Linked DNA regions of Mus musculus: regions 2, 3 and 4 are each linked to region 1. The links are chromatin loops, found by intact Hi-C in ENCODE. Cell type or tissue: left cerebral cortex. All regions are shown on one strand. Region 1 holds the start of Fads1 (fatty acid desaturase 1). Region 2 holds the start of Incenp (inner centromere protein). Region 3 has its middle 16 kb from the start of Gm50340. Region 4 holds the start of Fads2 (fatty acid desaturase 2).

What was found. Hi-C counts contacts between places; a loop is a spot of excess contacts. Peaks named below come from ENCODE experiments on the same cell type or tissue, not always from the same donor. Only the 100,000 strongest peaks of a DNase experiment are listed, where the experiment ranks them.
Region 2: a loop joins it to region 1, with 4 times the contacts of the local background. A loop is called at or near these places in 2 of 42 quality-filtered maps.
Region 3: a loop joins it to region 1, with 4 times the contacts of the local background. A loop is called at or near these places in 24 of 42 quality-filtered maps.
Region 4: a loop joins it to region 1, with 7 times the contacts of the local background. A loop is called at or near these places in 18 of 42 quality-filtered maps.

Annotation. Positions count from the first base shown.
Region 1 is chr19:10,180,239-10,185,238 of GRCm38, reverse strand. Fads1 (fatty acid desaturase 1) reads right to left here and starts at 2,351. Exons shown (of 12, transcript NM_146094.2): 1 at 1,975-2,351; 2 at 202-312. The coding sequence starts at 2,187. It also overlaps the pseudogene Gm50359. In left cerebral cortex, a CTCF peak has its summit at 2,481; DNase peaks (open chromatin) are centred at 1,765, 2,388, 2,925, 3,836 and 1 more place; H3K4me3 peaks cover 2,806 bases; H3K27ac peaks cover 2,983 bases.
Region 2 is chr19:9,897,081-9,902,080 of GRCm38, reverse strand. It overlaps Incenp (inner centromere protein), which reads left to right and starts at 2,592. Exons shown (of 19, transcript NM_001369356.1): 1 at 2,592-2,742. Gm50340 (predicted gene, 50340) reads right to left here and starts at 2,403. Exons shown (of 3, transcript NR_168101.1): 1 at 2,061-2,403; 2 at 1,004-1,213. In left cerebral cortex, a CTCF peak has its summit at 2,646; DNase peaks (open chromatin) are centred at 2,470 and 3,038; H3K4me3 peaks cover 1,736 bases; H3K27ac peaks cover 633 bases.
Region 3 is chr19:9,913,391-9,918,390 of GRCm38, reverse strand. No RefSeq gene overlaps it. Among named protein-coding and RNA genes, the nearest start is that of Gm50340, 16 kb to the right of the region's middle. In left cerebral cortex, a CTCF peak has its summit at 2,266 (motif pointing left); a DNase peak (open chromatin) is centred at 2,259.
Region 4 is chr19:10,098,109-10,103,108 of GRCm38, reverse strand. Fads2 (fatty acid desaturase 2) reads left to right here and starts at 1,606. Exons shown (of 12, transcript NM_019699.2): 1 at 1,606-1,886. The coding sequence starts at 1,680. In left cerebral cortex, CTCF peaks have their summits at 1,503 and 2,202; DNase peaks (open chromatin) are centred at 619, 1,288, 1,486 and 2,262; H3K4me3 peaks cover 2,696 bases; H3K27ac peaks cover 2,601 bases.

The sequences.
Region 1 (5,000 bases):
GAGCACTGATGATGAGAGCACTACTGGTGGGAGGACTGGTGATGGGAGCATCGGTGGTAGTAGCACTGGAACAAGCTCCAGTGGGCTTATTACCCCATGACTACTCAAGACTCCCAAGAACCGTCACCTGTGATCCTATGCAGGCATTTGCCCCCTCTCCCTCCACAACTAAGTCTCCAAACAGCAAACATGGCCTCTCACATTCTTGGTGGGTTCAAAGCTGGGTTGCTCCGGAGCCAGCTCTCCAATCAGAAGAGAGTTCATATACTTTCTCACAAGACCCTTGTTGATGTGGAATGCCACAAAAGGATCCTAAAAATACAGAGAGAAGACAGTGAGGACCCCTGTCTCCCAGGCTCCCAAGGGCCTCACATCAAAGACCATCCTCCAGGTCAACAAGGTTTGCATCAATGCTGATGCAAGGCCTCCTCCCTCCTCCCTACTGTTCTTCCAGATGTCAGTCCCAGATCACCTGGCATTTGGGTTTCCACTGAAAGGGCACTACACCAAAGACTGGAAAGACTCCGCTGAATGCCACAAACACGGACCTGACGAAGCTAGCCTTCATGTCTACAGACACTTGGTGTAGGAATTTAGCACAGGAGAGAAGCAGCTTGCGGGAATAGGTGGGGCTATGAGGTTTTTGTTCCTACAGTACTTTCAACATGTCCCTTTCTTTCTTAGCCAGCTTCTGTTGTGAGGAAGACTCCCTACCTATGCCAGCGCTGGGGAACTCTTCACATTTCTTCCTCCTTTGGGCAGGGTTCCCTATTTCCCTCAACATTCTGACCATTCCCGCTCCGGAATAGTTAATATGGGTTATACAAGGTGGGTGGGAGGGCCTTAGGGAAAAAAAGCTGTAAGCGGAGGTGGAGTCCGTGGTCAGTGGCACCACACATCCAGACCAATCGCTGTCCTTGCCATGAAATCCTAGGCCCCCAAGCCACACAGAATGGGAAGCCTAGACGGAGCGGGTCTGCTCCATCCTTTCATGAACCGGTATAGGAATGCACTGCTGTTTGGATTCTGGGTGGTTACTTCTAGAAACCGGCTCCTTCTAGCCTGGTCGCTAAGGCCCTCCACCTCTAACTTCATGGGCAACTTAATAGGAACCCTGAGGACCCCGGGAGCACGTTAGACTGGCAGACAAGGAGTAAGAGGTCGGAGGGATGGCATTAGGTAGTTAAAAGGGAGATGGACCCAAATGTAGAGACCCAACAGATGACAATCCTGTCAAAGAATGCTCTGTCCTAAGTCATTCCTAGTCCGGCCCTCGCCTCTGAGGGAGGATATGGTCTAAAAAGAGAAAACAGGGCCACTAGACAGAAGCTGGGGTTCGTACTGACTCTTCCTTCAGTAAGCTACAACGGAAAAGGGACGCGACCCCGCGAAGTGTCTAATCGCGCGGGAGCCCTATTCCCTCAATAGTCGACCTCCCTGGCCCAAGTGACCTCGCACTAAGAATCCGAGTACAGTTTTACGACTCCAACTGCAAGCTGTCTTGGACCGGCTCAGGTTCATTACCCTACCCTCCGGGCTTCACAATGTACAGGTGATGCCCAAGCACCGGGTCCTCAGTGTCATCCCTAGCGCAAGCAGTCCTTTCCCACTTCCTTTCCGCTCCGAATCCCAACTTAGGGCCAGTTCTCTAGGTCAGACAAGGCTGTGTTCACCCTCCTAGCCTGGCAGACAGGACGCGACTCCCACTCTCTGCTCAGACTCCTCCTCCCACCACCGGAGGTTGCAAGTACCGTTGAACGGGTGCCTGGAAAGCTCATTCCCTCCTATCCAACCCATGCTTGAGACTCCAGAGGCAAAGCACGGATGTGCAACCAGCCCTTTGTTTGAGTGTGCGTGTCTCCGGCCACCGTCTACCGCTCCGGTCTCTCAGGCGCTTGCATCCCGGGTTCAAAGGCCTCTCTCCCCGCCAATGTCCCTCCCCGAGGTGCAGATGCGCCTATTGTCCGCTCTCACCGTGGCATCCTGACCCGCGTAGTGGCTGATGACCCGGGAGCCCCCCGGGTGGCGGCGGCTGAAGTCGCTGATGTTGTACACCTTCCGGTCGATCACGAGCCATCGCTCCTTCTCCCGCCCGGAGCGCTGCGCCACCTCCTCCCAAGTAAAGTAGCGCGTTTGGCGGAGCTGGGCGGAGGCCGGGCCAGGGGTCGGCACCGGGTCGGGAGCCATAGCAAGCTTGGCGGGGGAAGCTGGAGTCTGAGAGGTGCGCGCTCCGGGCCGCGGGGCAGCGCACGCCAGGCTCGCGAACTAGGGGAGCGTCGGGCTGCCTCGAGCGCGCGCCCGGAGACCGCCGTTCGCGCGCAGGGTTTTCAGCACCCTTGGCGCGGACCGCCGAGCCCCGCGGCGCGAGCTCCCATTGGCTGAGCCGAGTGGCGTGGGGCGCGAGCTCCGCCTCTCTCGGGTAGCAAAGACAGACTCCCCACTCCCCGGAGAGACTCAGGCTACTTCCAGCGGCAGAGACGCGCCCCCTCGCGGGGCCTGAAAGTGGTCTCCAGGCTATTCCACTTCGGAATTTATTTATTTATTTTTTTATTGAGCATGGTAGGGATTGATAGGATAACGGTTCCTTTGAGTGCGTCACAGCTTGATGTAGCTAAGGCGGAGGTCCCAAGGGCGCATAGAAGCTTGGTGTGAACATATAGAAAAGAAAACAGTTCTCATGTTGCTCAGGCCGGCCCCAGACTCACTGTGTAGCTGAGAATGACCTTGAACCTCTGACTCTCCTGAGTTCTGGGTTTACAGGCACTGCTTTCCACGTTCTGTTTCATACAGCAGATTGTGCTAAGGCAAACGTTCTGTCAATTTCCTGCCCCTAGGAAACACGTGACAAATTAAACACAGTGGCTTTAGCAAACAAAACAGCATCCTGACCCAGTAGCCGTTCAGAGATCCCCCTTCCTAGCAAGGTGGGCAGTTAGCATGTGTGGAAAGAAAGAGGACTAACATAAAGAAAGAGACTGATTGGCTACAGTTCCAGGCTTTTGCTCACGTGATAGCCCAACGCTAACAGAAGTCTTGTCTGCTATGATTGGCCGTCACTTTTGACTTACAAGAATATAGTACTTAGGAACACACACACACAATTAACACATGCACGCATGCACACACACACATGCACTAACTAAAATGTGATGATGATGATGATGGTGGTGGTGATGATGATGATGATAACAATACTAATGATAGCTCTATGGTTCAGGAGGAACAGTTGCCTGATGCAAAACCCAGTGACCTGAAATGGATCCCTGGGACCCACAAGATGGAAGGAGAGTACTGACTTCCACAAGTTTTTCTTCTAGCCTACATTGCCTGCAATTCATGGCAGCACACACACACACACACACACGTAAATAAATAAATAAATGCAATTTTAAAAACGATTTTAAAACAAAAATAAAACGAAGAAAGGCCAGCCTTGCCTTCTTTGTATGTAGTTTAACATTTGCAATTAGCTTTAGCATTTTCTATTTCTAGTGATCTTAGTTTCGTATTGTGTTTTGTTGTTATTTTTGTCCCTGGAAGCAGTAGCCCTGGCTGATCTGGAACTCACTGTGATGAACAGATTAGCTTCGAAGTTGCAATGATCGCCCTGCTTTGGCCTCCCAAGTGCTGTAATCATAGGCAAGCACCACTGTGTTTCACTATATTAATTAGAATTATACAGGTTTAGTGGCCTTAATTGTCAGGAGACAGTAGGACGCAATCAATCGTGAAGTTTGTGTGACAGCCTCAGCAGTGGTTACACCAGCAGTGTGTAGACTGGTGAATCTAGCAATCTCTATTTCTGGAAGCATGAGCTTCTTTAGAGCGCCGTTTGCCAACTGTGGCACAGAGCCTGTTCTCTAACAATTCTGTGTATTGTGGGTCTTTCTGCAATAGGGAACTTTACTGGGAACAAAACATCTCTATTCTCCTTGGAGTTTCGCTCTTGCTCTGGCTAAGTGTGAGAACTAAACTGTCTGCACGGACATTCCTCAGCCTCAGTTTCCCGTTCTTGATAATGGTGCTAAACCATTCTGGCATAAGAAGTATTAATTTTATATGAAAAATTTATCTTATATCTTACTACTTAAAATCTTTTAATTTTATTTATTTATTTATTTATTTATTTATTTATTTAGAGTATTTACCTGTGTGTGTCAGTGGAAAAAAACCATACATGCCACAGCCTATATGTAGATATCAGAAGACAAACCTGCGGGAGTCTATTCTCTCCTTCTATCATGTGGGTGTTGGGGACTAAACTCAGGTCATCAGGCTTCTAGGAAGTACCTTTACCTGCTAAGCGGCCTTGCTGTCCCTTTATCACATGTTTTGAACAATTAATGCTTAGATTGCTGTATTAGCTGCTTTTTCCCAGCTGTGCCAAAATACTGACAAGGTGCAGCTTAAGAAGGAGGGTTTAATACGGCTCCTAGTGCGAGGGTAGGCATGGGCATAGCATAGGCAGAAGCCATGGCACCAGCTGTGGCATTCCGAGCTTGCTCACATTCAGGCAAGCCAGGAGACAGATAAGAGGACTGCTCACATTCCGATGCCTTTCTCCTTTACCCACTTGAGTTCAGGATCCCATAGAATTGTGCCACTTACTTTCAGAGCAGTCCTTCCCTCTTCTGGCAGTCCTCTCTGGGAAACCCTTCACGGACACCCCCAGAGGTGTGTCCCCTGGGCGAGGGTGATCCATCAAGTCAATACTGATGAAGAGTCACCATCGTCATGGCTTACAAAGATGGTATGTTAAAATGCTAGCCATCATCATGGATTTTTTTTTTTTTTAAAGATTTATTTATTTATTTATTTATTATATGTAAGTACACTGTAGCTGTCCTCAGACACTCCAGAAGAGGGAGTCAGATCTTGTTACGGATGGTTGTGAGCCACCATGTGGTTGCTGGGATTTGAACTTCCGACCTTTGGAAGAGCAGTCGGGTGCTCTTACCCACTGAGCCATCTCACCAGCCCCCGGATTTTTTTTTTTTTTG
Region 2 (5,000 bases), 280 kb after region 1:
GGACCATTTGAGAAGTAGTATGGAAACCTTATACAGTAAAAACTTCCTAAAATACGTACATATATGGAGGCAATCTAAATGAAACTGTCAAATAGCGGGGAAGACAGAACCCTAACTGGCTATTTCTTGTCACCAAATGAAGCTTCCAGTACTGGAATTGGGTTACATCTAATTGGATTGTTGGTCAAAGGGACCTCAAAGGAATTCCTAGACAACTTGGGTCGTTGCCAAGACTACAGGTTGCTCTCCATTAACCAATGGCAAGGCCCCATTGCTGATAACACTTACAAGCCTCGTTGAACATGAAGAAGTTGAGCTGATGCCTAAATAGAGCCTTCACTAGTATATTCTAGCATCTTTGGTTCAGGAACGTACTTTGTATGCTACCAAAAGAAACATAAACACAAATCCAGCCATAAACTGATGGACCAGCCTGACTTCGTTTTAAGATTAGAAGCCACTTAACTGGTGTTGAATGCCTTTAATCCCAGCACTTGGGAGGCAAAGGCAGGTAGATCTCTGAGTTCAAGGCCAGCCTGGTCTACAGAGTAACTTCTAGGACAGCCAAGGATTCACAGAGAAACTGTGTCAGAGACTGCCCTCTCCTGCCCCCAAACTAAGTTCATTCCTGATTTCTGTAAAAATTGGGCTTGACTATGTCTTGACCCATTTTTTGGAATTTGACATATTCCACACCCTATATACCCTGACCTCCACTCCATGATAAGATCCTCTGAAAATCCCCCAACCCTTGAAACCTTCCTAGTCTTGCAGCTATATAAATCCCACCTTCTCTTGTATTTGATGCTGTTCTTTCAAACCCTACTTTAGGGAGACAGTCCTGTATGATAGAAAATAAAGCTTGCTTAATTCAATTACAGAATTTGGGTAATGGTCTTTACTCTCTTTTGGTGGTGTCTTAGTTAGGGTTTTATTGCTGTGAACAGACACCATGAGCAAGGCAAGTCTTATAAAAAGCAACATTTAATTGGGGCTGGCTTACAGGTTCAGTGGTTCAGTCCATTATCATCAAGGTGAGAGCACAGCAGCATCCAGGCAGGCATGGCACAGGCAGAGCTGAGCCTTCTATGTCTTCATCCAAAGGCTGCTAGTGGAAGATTGACTTCCAGGCACCAAGGGTGAGAGTGTTAAGTCCACACCCACAGTGACACACCTACTCCAACTAGGTCACACCTCCAAATGGCGCCACTCCCTAGACCAAGAATATACAAACCATTACAGGTGGGATCAACAAAACCCTACAATGGTGTCTGCCTGCAAGGTATGTTGGGGCAATAGTGGCACAAACCTGTGGCAGTAACCAACCAATATCTGATTTGACCTAAGGCCCACTCCACAAGATCGAATCCTGCTTGGGTGAACAACAATCTGAGACAAGATAGCTCAGGGACCTAGGGTTAAACTAAATACTACTGTTCTACTAAAGGAACATAGCAATAAAATGACTCCTAGTGATTGACATTCTGCTACACTCAGATCATTGCCTTGCTCAGCCATCATCAGAGAAGCTTCCTCCTGAAGCAGATAGGAACAAATACAGAGACTCACAGCCAGACAGAGTTTGCACAGCTCTGCATCAGGTTCTTGCATATATGTTATGGCTTCCAGTGCTTTTATGGAATTCCCGAGTGTTCGAACAAGTGGGTCTCTGGTCTTTGTGCCTTCTCTTGGGGCTTTTTTTCTTTGTTTCATCCAATTCAGATATGATAGGTTTTGTATTATCTTATGTTTTACATCTTAGTTTATTATTATCCCTTAGAAGTCTGTTTTGAAAGGGAGTGGATACAGATGGAAGGGGAGGTTAGAACTGGGAGGAGCAGAGGGAGGGGAACTGTATCAGGATATAGTATGTGAGTAAAGAAATCTATTTTCAATAAAAGGAAAAACAATTTAAAAATAAATAAAACCCCTCTGTTTAATCTGTCCAGGGACATTTGTAGTTTCGCCCACCTCTTGGCTACTGAGAATGATTCTATAAAGAAGGTGGAGGTGTTTTATTTTACAGGTGGTGGTGACACACCTTCAACTCAAGACTTTACCTTTATATGTGGCCAGAAAAATTCTCCGTTGTATGTGGCGTCCAATCTGGAGGGTACTTAGCAAACACTTCCGGGTGACAATCGGAGGTCTAAGGAAACATTCTGTAACTATATGCCTGACTGCTCTTGGAGGGAAGGCTCTGTGAGATTTGCAATGTGTTTCTTTTTACTACTGCAAAGTAGCAGAGCTGTCATTCCGAACGCAGAAGCATTCCGGACTTGAAACGAACCAAGCGGCTGGCTCGAAGATAAATAGGCATCCTCCCCAACCAAGCCTGCCTTCGCAGTGCACGCAGGGACTTGTAATTCGTCGCAACCACTTCCTCGCCGGGTAGATTGCCGCAGCTTCCGGAAGTTGGGGCGTGTTAAAAGCGTCAACGTTCTTCTCCCCGCCTCCTAGTCCCACAGATTGACAGCACTAACAGCCAGCAGATAAGCGGACTCGTGCGTCCTGTTACGTGATTGGTTTGGAGTTTTGTAACCGCCCAGACAAACTTAAGGGGAATTGGTTGAGCCACAATTTTGAAAATCGTAGATTCGCCCGCGCTCTTCGCCCGGTAGGTCCTCGCCTGCGGCGAGCTCGCGGTACTGGGAGTCCAGCCGGTCCGGCGTGGCGGGAAGCTTAATCTGCGGAAGCCGCGGACTGGAAAAGGAGTGGTCCGGGAAGACGCGGCGCCGCCGGGTGAGTGAGAACGGGCGTCGGGAGTCGCAGGGTCGCGGTGTTCGGCCACTGGTCCCGGCCTCTTCGCTTCCCAGGATGGGCCAGGGGAGTCACTTTCGCCTATGGGTTGCTTATGGGTGTGGGGATCACTTCCAATGGTTCTAGGCTTGGAGATGAACTTCGAGGCCCTGCACTTGAGTCCTGGGATCCGAGAATGGTCAGTCCTCTTCCCCGCACGCCGGGCCTAACACCTGTGCAGAGCCTGGGCTGCTCTGTAAACCCGGACTTGAGTCTTTTTATGGCAACGGCTGCTCAGCTTCGTCCCAGCTGAGCAGCATTTAAAAACTGACCCAGCTCCGGAGACCGCCCTGCTACTTATTTTGTCATCCCCGCAAGCGTAGGCTCTTGTCAGCGGCGCAGTTCCCTCCAGCTTCCTGCTGCCAAGCGTTGGGATTGTGTCATTCTGAGCTTGAAACTATTGTCCTGGAGGCCTGTGGCTAGTGGTTAAAAAACATTTTAAATCCAGGCTCCGCCCTCCGATTTTCTTGGTGACTTTGACCTAGATTTGTATGTGCATGGGTATCTTGGAGTATGTGGCAAAAAGGAATTGAGAGGTTTCTTGGCATGGAGTAGGACTCTTGAGTGGAAGAGCAGTTTTAGCGATCGATCTTCCTGCTTGGAGGGGTGTGTGTGGGGAGAAATGCTTAGTTCATTTCCTGCACCCCCAGAGGAGATGGCAATTGCTAATCTGCTGAATGGCACAGAAATAGTATTTGTGGAGAGGAAGTGACCTTCCTTCTCCCATGGTAGGGTTTGTTTATTTCGTGGACTGAAGGTGAAGTTACCCAGGAGTCTGATTCTTGTTACACCTCCTCCTTTCCTCAGAGTCACCTTTTCTAACTTTTCAGCGAGGGCTTGCTAGAAAGCACATTTCCCCATGGAAGAAGAAGTGTGGTATTGGACTTGGTGAAAGAAGCGCTCACTCCGATTGTAGCATGAGCAGACATTTTGTAAAATTTCCCATTTGTTACTTTCTTATAGCTCCTCTGCAAGTCTTTGGAGTCCTTGTGCAGTTTTCTCTTCTCTTTGCTGGCCTTGAACTGATGAGGCCTTGGACTTGGCTAGGGCTGTTTTCTGGTGCAGGGGGATAGGGAGACTCAGTGGAGAGGCCATGCTGATGAGTAGCTGGCTGCACAGTTAATGCTTTTTCCTAAAGGCTCAGTGCCCCTATCCATTCGGTTTTGCCCCAGTTAGTGCTGCCTTTGGCCGTTAGGTCAGGGTGTGTTTTGGCCTGTTCTAACATGTGCCTACTGAGTTGCTCACTGAGTGTCCCAGTGTGTGATGGTGAGACAACCTTTAGGATTAGTTGATGGATGAATGAATTCATTCCACAAGTGCCAGACTCTTTTGTTGCTGAGGAAGGCACAAGGCTTACCCTCAGAGAGCAGGTTAGTGGGTAGAGGCCAGCAGTAGGCAAACATAAACAATCACTCATTTGCTGTGCACATAGCTGGAATCTGTGTGTGAGATCTTGGCTTGGATTGGAGGTCTGATCCTCCTTAAGGAGCTGAAAGCTAAGTGAAGAAGCTGTACAAAACAGGAGACAGAGTTCCTAGAGGCCAGAACTTGTTTGAAGGGCAAAAGGGTAGTGTGCCTCATACATCAGGCTGAAGAACTTCAAGGAAGAACCTAGAGGCCACAGTATATGATGGCATTATGTTCCAAGAGGATCAGTAATATAGCCCTTTCTTCCCTGACCTTTTTCTGTAGCTGAGAGGCTGAAGTGTGTATGCATGCTTCTTGCTTTTGAAAGTGTAAGTCATGGTGGGAACTTCCTGTCCTTATATAAGGTGGGATCCGATATATTAGTGCTCATAGCTGCCACCCACTCTTGATCTTTCATGTGTTTACCACTTGGGGTACTGCTTATCGGGGGCCCTGATATGACAGTATCAGAATCCTCCCACTTAGTGTAGGACCTTTGTTAGGATTATATAGTCAGGTCGTACGGCAGATATCCAAGCTCCCAGCTTTTTAAGGCAGTGGGTAAACTGGCACTGCATTGTCTTTTGCCTGGTATTGACAGCCAGGTCTTCCTGAAAGCAGCACATTGCATGCGCACTCACTTCGCTCTCCCTCATCCATTCATAGGACATTTTGGCTTTAGGGAGGGTTTCAGAGGTCTCTTTGGAGAACATGGTTCTGGACCCCTCATTTCTTATGCATTCCTGTGGAATGTATAGCACATTTCCATCTACTGACTCCCCCCCCCCCGCCCC
Region 3 (5,000 bases), 270 kb after region 1:
TTCCTAACGACCCAGGGCATCTTACCAGTCTCAAGAAAAAAGTAACTTATTCCTTGACAAGTTCATACAAGCATATGATATACTCTAGCCACACCTGCCCTTCACCACCACCTTTTATCCCCCTGCTCCCGTCAAAAGCCACCAACCTTTAAGGAGAGATTTTAAAGTAATCCCTCCCTCCCTCCCTCCCTTCCTCCCTCCCTCCCTCCCTCCCTCCCTCCCTCCCTCCCTCCCTCCCTCCCTCCCTCCCTCCCTCCTTTCCTTCCCCCCCACTCGCTGCAGCTCCTGCAGCCTGGTGTGTGTTTTGAGTGTCCTTATGTAGCTCTAGATGGCTTGGAACTCTTGTTGCAGCCTGTGAGAAGACAACAAGAAATAACAGCTAGCCACATGCTGGAAGTGGTAATAGATGGGAACAGAATGAGGAAGTAGTCCGTCTGCGACACGAGGCTAAGGAGTGGGTTAAGATATGCCTCAAACTGGAAAGATATTTCAGTTTCTGATTTAGGGAACAGGATTTATTGTTTATCTGTTTAATATTAGTGGAACTGGGGATTAGATTCACATGTTAGACAAGCACTCTACCACTGAGATACAGCCTTGGGCATAGTGTAACAGGTTATTAAAATATTTTATTTGAAGCCAGGCAGCCAGGCACACTTTTAATCCCAGCACTCAGGAGAGAGAGGCAGGCAGATCTCTGAGCTGGGCTTGAGTGTTTGAGCAGGCATGTTTTCGAGCCTCCTCTTTGCTTATGCTCCCTGGGAAGAGGACAGGTTTTTTTTTTTGTTTGTTTGCTTGTTTTGTTTTTCATCTCCCTGCCCCTGTAATGTGCCCCTCAGAGAGGCATGACTCACTAAAGGCTCTGCACAAGGACATGACCCATGTTTTCAAGGTCCTGGGCTTGGTCTAACAGGTGCATAAGTTAACTCAAGAATATAGTTTATTTTTTAAAAAATTGTTTATTTACCTGTGTCTTAGGGTTTTATTGCTGTGAACAGATACCATGACCAAGGCAACTGTTTTAAGGACAACATTTAATGGGGGCTGGCTTACAGGTTCAGAGGTTGTTCATCATCATCAAGGCAGCGGCATGTAAGTGTCCAGTCAGGAGTGGAGGAGAAACAGAGTTCTGCATCTTCATCTGAAGGCTGCTAGGAGAAGAATGGCTTCTAGGCCGTTAGGACAAGGGTCCCAAAGCCCACACCTGCAGTGACACACTTTTTCCAACAAGGCCACACCTACTTCAACAAGGCCACCCCTCCAAATAGTGCCACTACCTGGGCCAAGCATATACAAACCATGATAACATGTATAGGTGTTTCTATGCTAGGATGTCTCCGCACATGCCTGGCACCTGCAGAAGCCAGAAGAGGGCGTCAGATTCCCTGGAACTGGATGGAATTACAGACCAGTGAGTGGTTGGCCATATGAGTGCTGGGAACTGAACCAGGGTCCTCTGGAAGATAATGTAGTGCTCTTAAATGCTGAGCCATTTGTTTATCGCCGCCCCTGTCAAAGGTTGCTTATGGACTTGTATTGCTCATACAAGAAAACACTTTTTTTTTTTTGGTGGGGGTGAGGATGGTGAGATGGGCGGCGGTAAGCCTGTGACAGGTTTTGGGAATTTCTAAGTAGGATGTAGGAACAGCAGGTATTCTAAGGGAATGTATATTTTCCTGAAAAGGCCACAGTTGACTGGAAGTTGTTAAAAACCTGAGGTTGTTGTCCCTGGGTGGGCTTGAACCATCAACCTTGCCGAATGCCTTAATTGAGCCACAGAGACAGTAAGGGAACTGTGTGTGTGTGTGTGTGTGTGTGTGTGTGTGTGTGCACGTGTGCCTATATTTAGGTGTACCCAAGGCCAAGCAAATAGAGCCTCACTATGGAAGACTTCTGGAGTAAGATCTTGTGTCTGATAGCAAGTTAAGCCTTTACCCCCAACAATAGTTTGATTTTCAACCAGGGGTATGCTAACCTAGCATGTGGGAAACACAGAGGAAACACAGAATTCAAAACACTGCAAACAAGAAAAAAAAAACTAACAAAACTCCCAAACAAACAAACAAACAAACAAACAAAAAACAACAACCCCCAAATACTGCAAACAAGACAAAAAACAAAACAACCCCCCCCCCCCCCCCCCAGCAAACCAAACCAAACCAAACCAAACCAAACCAAAAACAACCAACCAACCCAAAGACAAAGCTTTCCTAGAACCACAGTGGCTGGCCGGCCTTGTCCTCTGGCTCCCTCAAGTGGGCATTCAAGCAATTGCATTTACTGTCTATGAAGGACTAAGGATATTCAGTAATGACTTCTGAAAGTACTACTTCACAAAAGAAAGTGTGGCAGACTAAAGAGAAAGGGACAAGGCATCAGGAATTCCAGTACATGAACAATAGCTGAGATATCTATCCCACTTGTGAACACACATAAAGGCCAGCAATATTGTAATTAATTTATTTTTCCTTCTTTGAGACAGGGCTTATGCTGCTCAGGTTAGCCTCTAACTCACTCTGTAGCTGAGGGCGATCCAGAACTTCTAGTCTTCTTGCCTTCACCTTCAGAGTGCTGGTATTACAAGCATTTGCCATCATGTCCATTTTTATTCATATTATTGAAGTGTCTTAAATATCATTTTTAGATCTTAAAACTAATCAAAACTATCTCCACAATATTATTCCTCCAAAACACAAACTATTTCTCTTTTGCCTTGGAGGTAAAAATAAAAATCAGGATGCTCTTTTTTTTTTTTAAAAAGATATATGTAATAATACTGCTGCAATTGATATATGTACCCACTAACATATAGAGTATTATGTGTTTTGATTAAAACTGGTATTATGTAGTATCATTGTAAAGATCTCGCTCATGTGTATGTTTGTGTGTGTACGCTTGTGACTGAACCTAGGACTTCACTGTACCAAAGAGCGACACAACTCCAGCAGCTATGAGCATAAGCAGCAAGATGATATGATAGGTCCCGTGGCACATGGTGTCATCCCAGCACTTGGGAGGTGGACGCAGGATCAGGAGTTCAAAGTCGCCCTTGACTTGACTGCAAAGCAAGTTTGAGGCCCACCTATTAATTCAGCTCTTGAGAGGCAGTGGTTGATGGAGGCTCCCGGGAGCCGTGGGCTACGGTGGGTGAATGCACTCACAGTGTATGTCTAAGAGAGAGACGCTGCCTCAACATGTATGGTGGAGAGTGGTTGAGGAAGACATCCATGTCAACCTCTGGCTTCCACATGCACACACACAAGTACATGCATTTCTGAACATCGGCTTAGGTCTTGGTGTGTCTGAACACACACACACACACACACACACACACACACACACACACACACACACACACACAGAGGCAATCACAACATAAGAGAGGAATGAATAAAGTGCTCCCTGAAGACTGAGGTTGGGGTATTACGTGAAAATTCTAGTGTAGAGGTAGGCCACCTAAAGTGTTGGTCATAGAGACTCCTGAGGTCCTCCCCACAATATAGGAAATAGCTGCTGCTGTTGGTTGCTCATGAAACTAGATGGTAAGACCCTATGGCTAAAGACACCATATCCACTGGAGGACATAGAGAAATCAAGCTGGACTTGAACTAGAATACTGAGCAGCCAGGCAAGGTGAGTCTGTTGTGGAAGTAACCAACTACTTTCCAATTTGATCGGAAGCCTGCTCCACTGGAAAGTATTCACACATGGCTCTGTAGACCCAGTTAGAAAGTATGTGTCTGAGGCGGCCAAAGGCCCTAGTGGGGACACTACTTTGTGACTTTGCTAAGCAACCTCCTAAACTACTGTTTATGCCCATGGACTGCTACTGCTATCAGTTTCAGTCAGAGAACTTCCTTTTTGTAGTGGTCACTGGTGATGGCAGAGACTCATGATGGTCAGAGTACTAAAAACAAATGACCGTTGAACATGTGGTCACAAATGGGACACACTCATCATGCCCACCAAGGTCCAAGAGACACTTTGGGAGAAGAAGAGAAGGAGGAGGAGGAAGAGGAGGGGGAAGAAGAGGAAGAAGAAGAGGAGGGGAAGAGGAGGAGAAGGAGGAGAAAGGGGAGGAGGAGAAGAAGAAGGGGGAAGTTTGAGAAAGGAATGGAGAAGATGTGTGAGCTGCTGACTTCCAAGATTTCTCAAGGGTTTCTAGCCCAGCCCCGAGGTTGTGTGGGTCTGTCCATGGGTCAAACCAAGGGACACCTGCTGGACACTGTGATGTGCATTATCAGCTGCTCTACTAAGCAAGTGACATTGCTCTCTGCAGTGACAACTCTTTTGGGAGAAGAATTCTAGTCCCCGTCCTGTCTTTGGAAACATGCTTCATGTCGAGTGGTAAGAACACTGGTTCTCAGAGAATCTGGGTGAGGGAAGTCACACAGCACTGCTTTCTGTTCTCCACTGACATTCAGCTGTCTACCCTCAAATGTGACTTCCGTCTTGTACATTGCATCAGATAGCATTGCCAGATCAGGGCACTGTGACATTCTTGGTTCTATGCCCTACCGGGTTCTATAATTGACATTTATTTTTATTTTGCTTCATTTTCCTTTATTTTTGACACAGGGCCTCATATATACTAAACCGGCCTTGGATTTGCTATGGAGTTGAGTATGACTTTGAGCTTTTGATCCTCCTGCCTCTGTTTTCAGAGTGTTGGGATTACGCCATGTTCAGCTCTATAACTATTTTTGAGTCCTGGAGTTAGTAGTCTTATTGGTCTGGACTCAGAAAACACATAGAAACATCAGAATCCAGTTAGGGAGAAGTGCCAGTGCTCTACAGAATGGCAGGTGACTAAAGTTAATAGCAAGTCACTGCAGATGCTCAGAATATCTACAAGAGGGTGTCTGAATATTCCCAACACACACACACACACACACACACACACACACACACACACACTCAGACACATGCATACAAACACACACTTACATACCCACACATGCACTTACACAGACATATGAATACTCACATACACTCAAACT
Region 4 (5,000 bases), 82 kb after region 1:
AATATCCTGCCTCAGGTTTCTGATGGATGACAGTATGGACACGACCAGCACACCTACTTCACTCACTTCTATCTTTTGGGCAGGCCAAACGAACATCTGTTTGGATGTTTGTTTCCTCTCCTCTAAGCCGGAAAAGCTTCACTCAACACTCCTTGAGTCTGGAGTTTGTGGAATGAAGAAAGGCTGCTCCTGATGGATGCCAGGACAGAATGAGAGGAGTATACGATGGGAGGGACTATGGGAATGTATTACCCCCTGCACCAGGTACTTCCTTTGGACCAGTGTCATGTGGAGCTAGGGAGCCCAAAGTCTTGAAAGGGTCATGGAAGAGGCCAAACAGGGCCACTAGCTAAGCATGTATGTCTTGACCATTTTATCTCTCTTACCCTCAGACTCTTCATTTTGAAGTTAGCTATAACAATATCATAGGATTGTGGTGAGACTTTAGCGAATAGGGCCTTTCTTCCTACTATACTCCCTTGGTATCAGTGTCTCTCTTGCCTGCAAGTGGTGTACTACTGTCAAATCAATCGCGGGCTTTTATTGCTTTCATGTTTCCCAACCAGGCTTGTGAACTCTTTCTCAGTCGAAGACAAGAAAGGTGTCCAGTTTATCCTGGCACCCTCCCCAGAAGCCACTCCCGCGGCACTTAGCACGAGGAAGAAAGCAGAGATTCCACCGTTCTTTTCCAAGATGACCAAGTTGAAAGGATTCAGAGCCCTGGTTAAACAGAGACCCACTCCTGGCTCCTTTCTCTAGGAAGGTTTCAGGAAAGCAATAAACAATATGGATCTCTTAGACAATGTGAGATACAGGAGACTTGAGTCCCATCTAGCCAGGCAGAAATATCACCTAGTCATGACAGCCCAGGAGGGGGCCTTGTTTAGCCGGAGGCCGAGCGTTGTTCACCATAACCGCTGCGCCTCCTTTGTGCGAGCATCAGGTGCAAATCCCCGGCCGAGCGCGTTGGCGCTCTGAAGCGCGCAAAGAAAAGCCCAGCTGCCGCCCCCGCCCCCCCCCCCGCCCCCCGCTCTCCCCTCCCAGCTTCTCAGAGATCTACTCCCGCTTCCCCGGCTCCAGGCAGCGAAGGGAGGAGGAGGAGGTCAGACACGTCGCCGACCGCCCAGCAGGGCTTAACTCCATGCGGGCGGGCGCGAGGGAGGGGGAAGCCGCGGACCCGCCGCTCCAGCCCGCTGGCCTTCGAAAGATCCTCCTGGGCCAATGGCAGGCGGGGCGACGAGCCCTGATTGGTGCAGGCGCTCTGCTGATCACTGTGGAAACCCGGGTGGCGGGGAACTCGGGAGGATGCGGAGCCGGGAACGGGGGGAGCCAGAGGGGTGGGGGGAGGAGGCAGCGAGGCCCTGAGCTATCCTGGAGTTTTCACCGGAGGCAAAAGTCCACAGCAGGCGGGCCTAGGGTGGGCGGAGGAAGGGGACCGCTTGGGGGCACTGGGAAGCCAGGGGTACTCCTGAGGGAAGGCAGGGGTACTGGCTAGCTAGTGAAGGCGAGGAGGAGCGAAAGCGAGGGGAGGAGGCACGGTGGGAGGAGGAGTAGAAGACAAAAGCCGAAAGCGAGGAGGGCGCCGACCGCACACTGCGGCCAGGAGAGGGACCGTCGGTGTTGCGAGCCGCGGGCGCCCGGAGGCCGTAGCGCACGGGGCATCCGGGTAGACTGGCAGCATGGGGAAGGGAGGTAACCAGGGAGAGGGGAGCACCGAGCGCCAGGCTCCGATGCCCACCTTCCGTTGGGAGGAGATTCAGAAGCACAACCTGCGCACCGACCGGTGGCTCGTCATCGACCGCAAGGTCTACAACGTTACCAAATGGTCCCAGCGGCACCCGGGGGGCCACCGTGTCATCGGACACTATTCGGGAGAAGATGCTACGGTAAGAGTCTGGGGGTGCCAGCCACTCTTGTCTGCTGCAGGCTGGTGTCAGGAGCCCGGGGTCCCTGGGCGCCAAACAGATCCCCGGTTCTTAAAGGAGCGCAGGACGTTCAGCAGGGAAAGAAAGTGTACCAACTGCCCTCACCTCCCTCCTGGAATCGTTCTCCTCTGGGTCAACTGGGCAGACTTTGGCCGAGCCTTTTGGACGCCAGGCCTTAGCACCTCTGTGGAAGTCCCATCAGTGGTAAACTGTGCCCGGTGCATGTTCACAGCGCATACTGCGCGCTGTTCCAGCCGGAGCCTGGGACTCTCCAAAGGGGGCGCTCCAGCCTTCGTGTTCGGCGCTCCCCAAGTGGAAGATGGCCACCCTTGGGCGCCGGGGAGAGGAGCCTGAGAGCGGGCAGCCATATGTGGGACTCTCCTGCCAGACCAGGGGGCGGAGAAGGAAAGCTGGTTCCTGGCCAGGACTCGCTCCTGCTTGGACTCCTGTCTAAGAAGGTCCACAATGGCTGCCCGACAGAGACTTCCTAGTAGTTCAGATTCCCACGCTCCCGAGGATTATCCCGACTCACTCCAAGTGCCAGCCTTCTGGGAAATCCTGGTGGGGAATTGGTGGAAGGCGAACGGGCTGGATTTTGCAAAATTCAGGTCCGCAGGGGATCTAGAAGGTGAATCTAAGACTGGCTTGGCAACAGGTCCATCTGCCTCTGGGGTTACTATCGGACATTCAACTCAATGGCCCTCTGTTTTTAGATCCTGCCAGGATCACCCTTCCCCTCTTGCACTCATGGAGGTTGTTGAAGTCTCTGAGACCTCTGTGGAACGGAGGCTATCCTATATTGCACAGTACCCCATACCGTGCCTGGCCCCACCCCCAACCATAAAGTGATTGTGTAGTCAGGTGGGTAAGAGGAGAAACAAAGTCAAAGAGGAAAGCCAGACCTTTCTTGGCACCTTTCTTGGTGGGCTGAAAGCAGAGGAAAAGATGTAGCTGGAGAGAGCTTGGGAAAGACGAGTGGGAGGAGGCTGAGAAGAGGGATAAACTTATCAGACCGCACTCCACATCAAAGTCCAGGATGCTGACTTGAGTGTGGGCTTTTCTTGTGCAAGTTTGATAGTTTCAATTCTTACCTTCCATGTCTTTTCTTTTTGAGATCAGCCTAGGTAGCCATACCCTAATCAATGGACTGGAGGCTTTGGTGAACAGGATGCAATCTTACTCCAGATTGAGGAGAGAACTGGCCACATTCATACTGCCTAAAGACTATTTTCCTTGCTTGTGGAGCCTGCTTAATTATGCCCATGGGGCTGGCGATGCTAACCAGACCTTAGGAGAGTGTAAGCTTTTCACATTCCTTGAGTGTCCTAGCTCTCTTGGACCGCCTCACAACCAGAGAAGACCTTGGTTTCCCAGGGAGAAAACTTCCCAGCCCCTATCTGGGGGATCTTTCCACTGTTTCGGGTGCTGGTGTGTGCATGAATCTGTAGGTGAATTGCAGACGACTCCTCCCCTTTCCAGGCTCTTACCAAAAAGTTTCCTAAAAAGTAAAACAACAAATGTGATTGGTTTGATCCGATTATTCCATATTGTGTGATAAGTGGGTTTTCTTGTGTGGAAGCTCAGCCCAACAACAGCCTTGAACTTTATAGTTTATTTAAGAAGCCAGACGTATTTCATCCTTGTTTTGGAAATTCTTAGGGTTTCCCTGACTCAGTTTTCTCCAAATGTCTATGTTCAGATCTAACCCAGCAGATACCTGGATGGCTTGCTCTTATGTTCTGAAAGCCTTATGTCCTCTTCCACATTTCCTGTGTCATTTTCATTGGTTCTGAGTCTGGTGTCTGGGATGTTAATTGTCCCATGATAAGAAAGGTAAGGTGGGAGTCAGGGTAGGCCGCAGATGTGATCCCTGGGCTTGTTGCAGAGAATCACTTAGTGGACACACACACACACACACACACACACACACACACACACACACACACCGCCACCCCCAATCCCTCATCTATTCCAATAAGATGAGTGTGGCAAAGCTTGCTGTAAACAGTGAGCCCCAGACAGACATGAGAGGAACAAAACAGCTAGCATGTAAAGTACTCGCAGAGAAACGGAGCAAGCTCATTTGATGACACGACATGAAAGCTTACTGTCTTCCCAAATAAGACACAAAACACACTTGATGGAGACAGAGTTGGAGATCAGTGTAGAAAGAGCCGTGAGGTTTTCTTTGGCATCCCCCTGTTTCTTCTTAAACTGAGATCAGATTGGCAGAAGGCCTTGGACAACTAGGAGATCTTCAAAGGGAGCTCCACGAGATGTGGGGACCCCTCCCCAGGCTGTTTCTCAGGGAACTTTGCCGCTTAGGGGTCTTGCCTTCTTGAGAAGGGTGATGAGAATGGACTGTCAGGTTTGGGGACGGACTGTTCAGCAGATAGAGGCTGGATCCCTAGAGCCCTTTCATTTGTTACCACTCAAAGGATATCTGTGATATGCTGACAAGAGGCTGGAAGGTGAGGCCAGAAGCCAAGGAGGCCCATTTTGAGGTCAATCTAGGATATCAGTCAAGAATTTTCTGTTCCTGAAGGAAGAAAAAAAAAAAAAACCTCAGAAGTGCTCACTTCTTCTCTAGAAGGATGGAGCTGTTGTTACTTGATCCTTCTGTAGTCAGACCCTGGCCTCACTTGTACTAAAAGCCACCTAAGTGGCATGTGCTCAGAGTCCCAGATACGCAGAAGACTGGAGCAAGAGGATTATTTGAATCCTAAGTTTTGAGGCCAGCCTGGTACCCTAGTGAGATTCCATTGCTGAAAATAAACAGTGTGAGTTTTGCAGTTCACAAACCCATGAGATTGGTATATACTATCTCATTTAATTCCCAGGTTAGCCTTGCCGCTGTCCTGTCCTGAGGCTCAGAAATCCTGGTCAGGTGGTGTTCAGTCATAGTCGGGATCTGCTGGCAGCACTCGCTGCAGCCTTACCTTCCTCTCTCCATCTCCCTCTTCTTATTTTTCTATATCTTTAGTCATTTCCTGCTGGTCCCCCCAGAGCTTTTTCTGTCTTAGATTTGCTGTAGGCACAAAGAACTGTCACCCATGCCCCAAGCCAGTGTTTGCA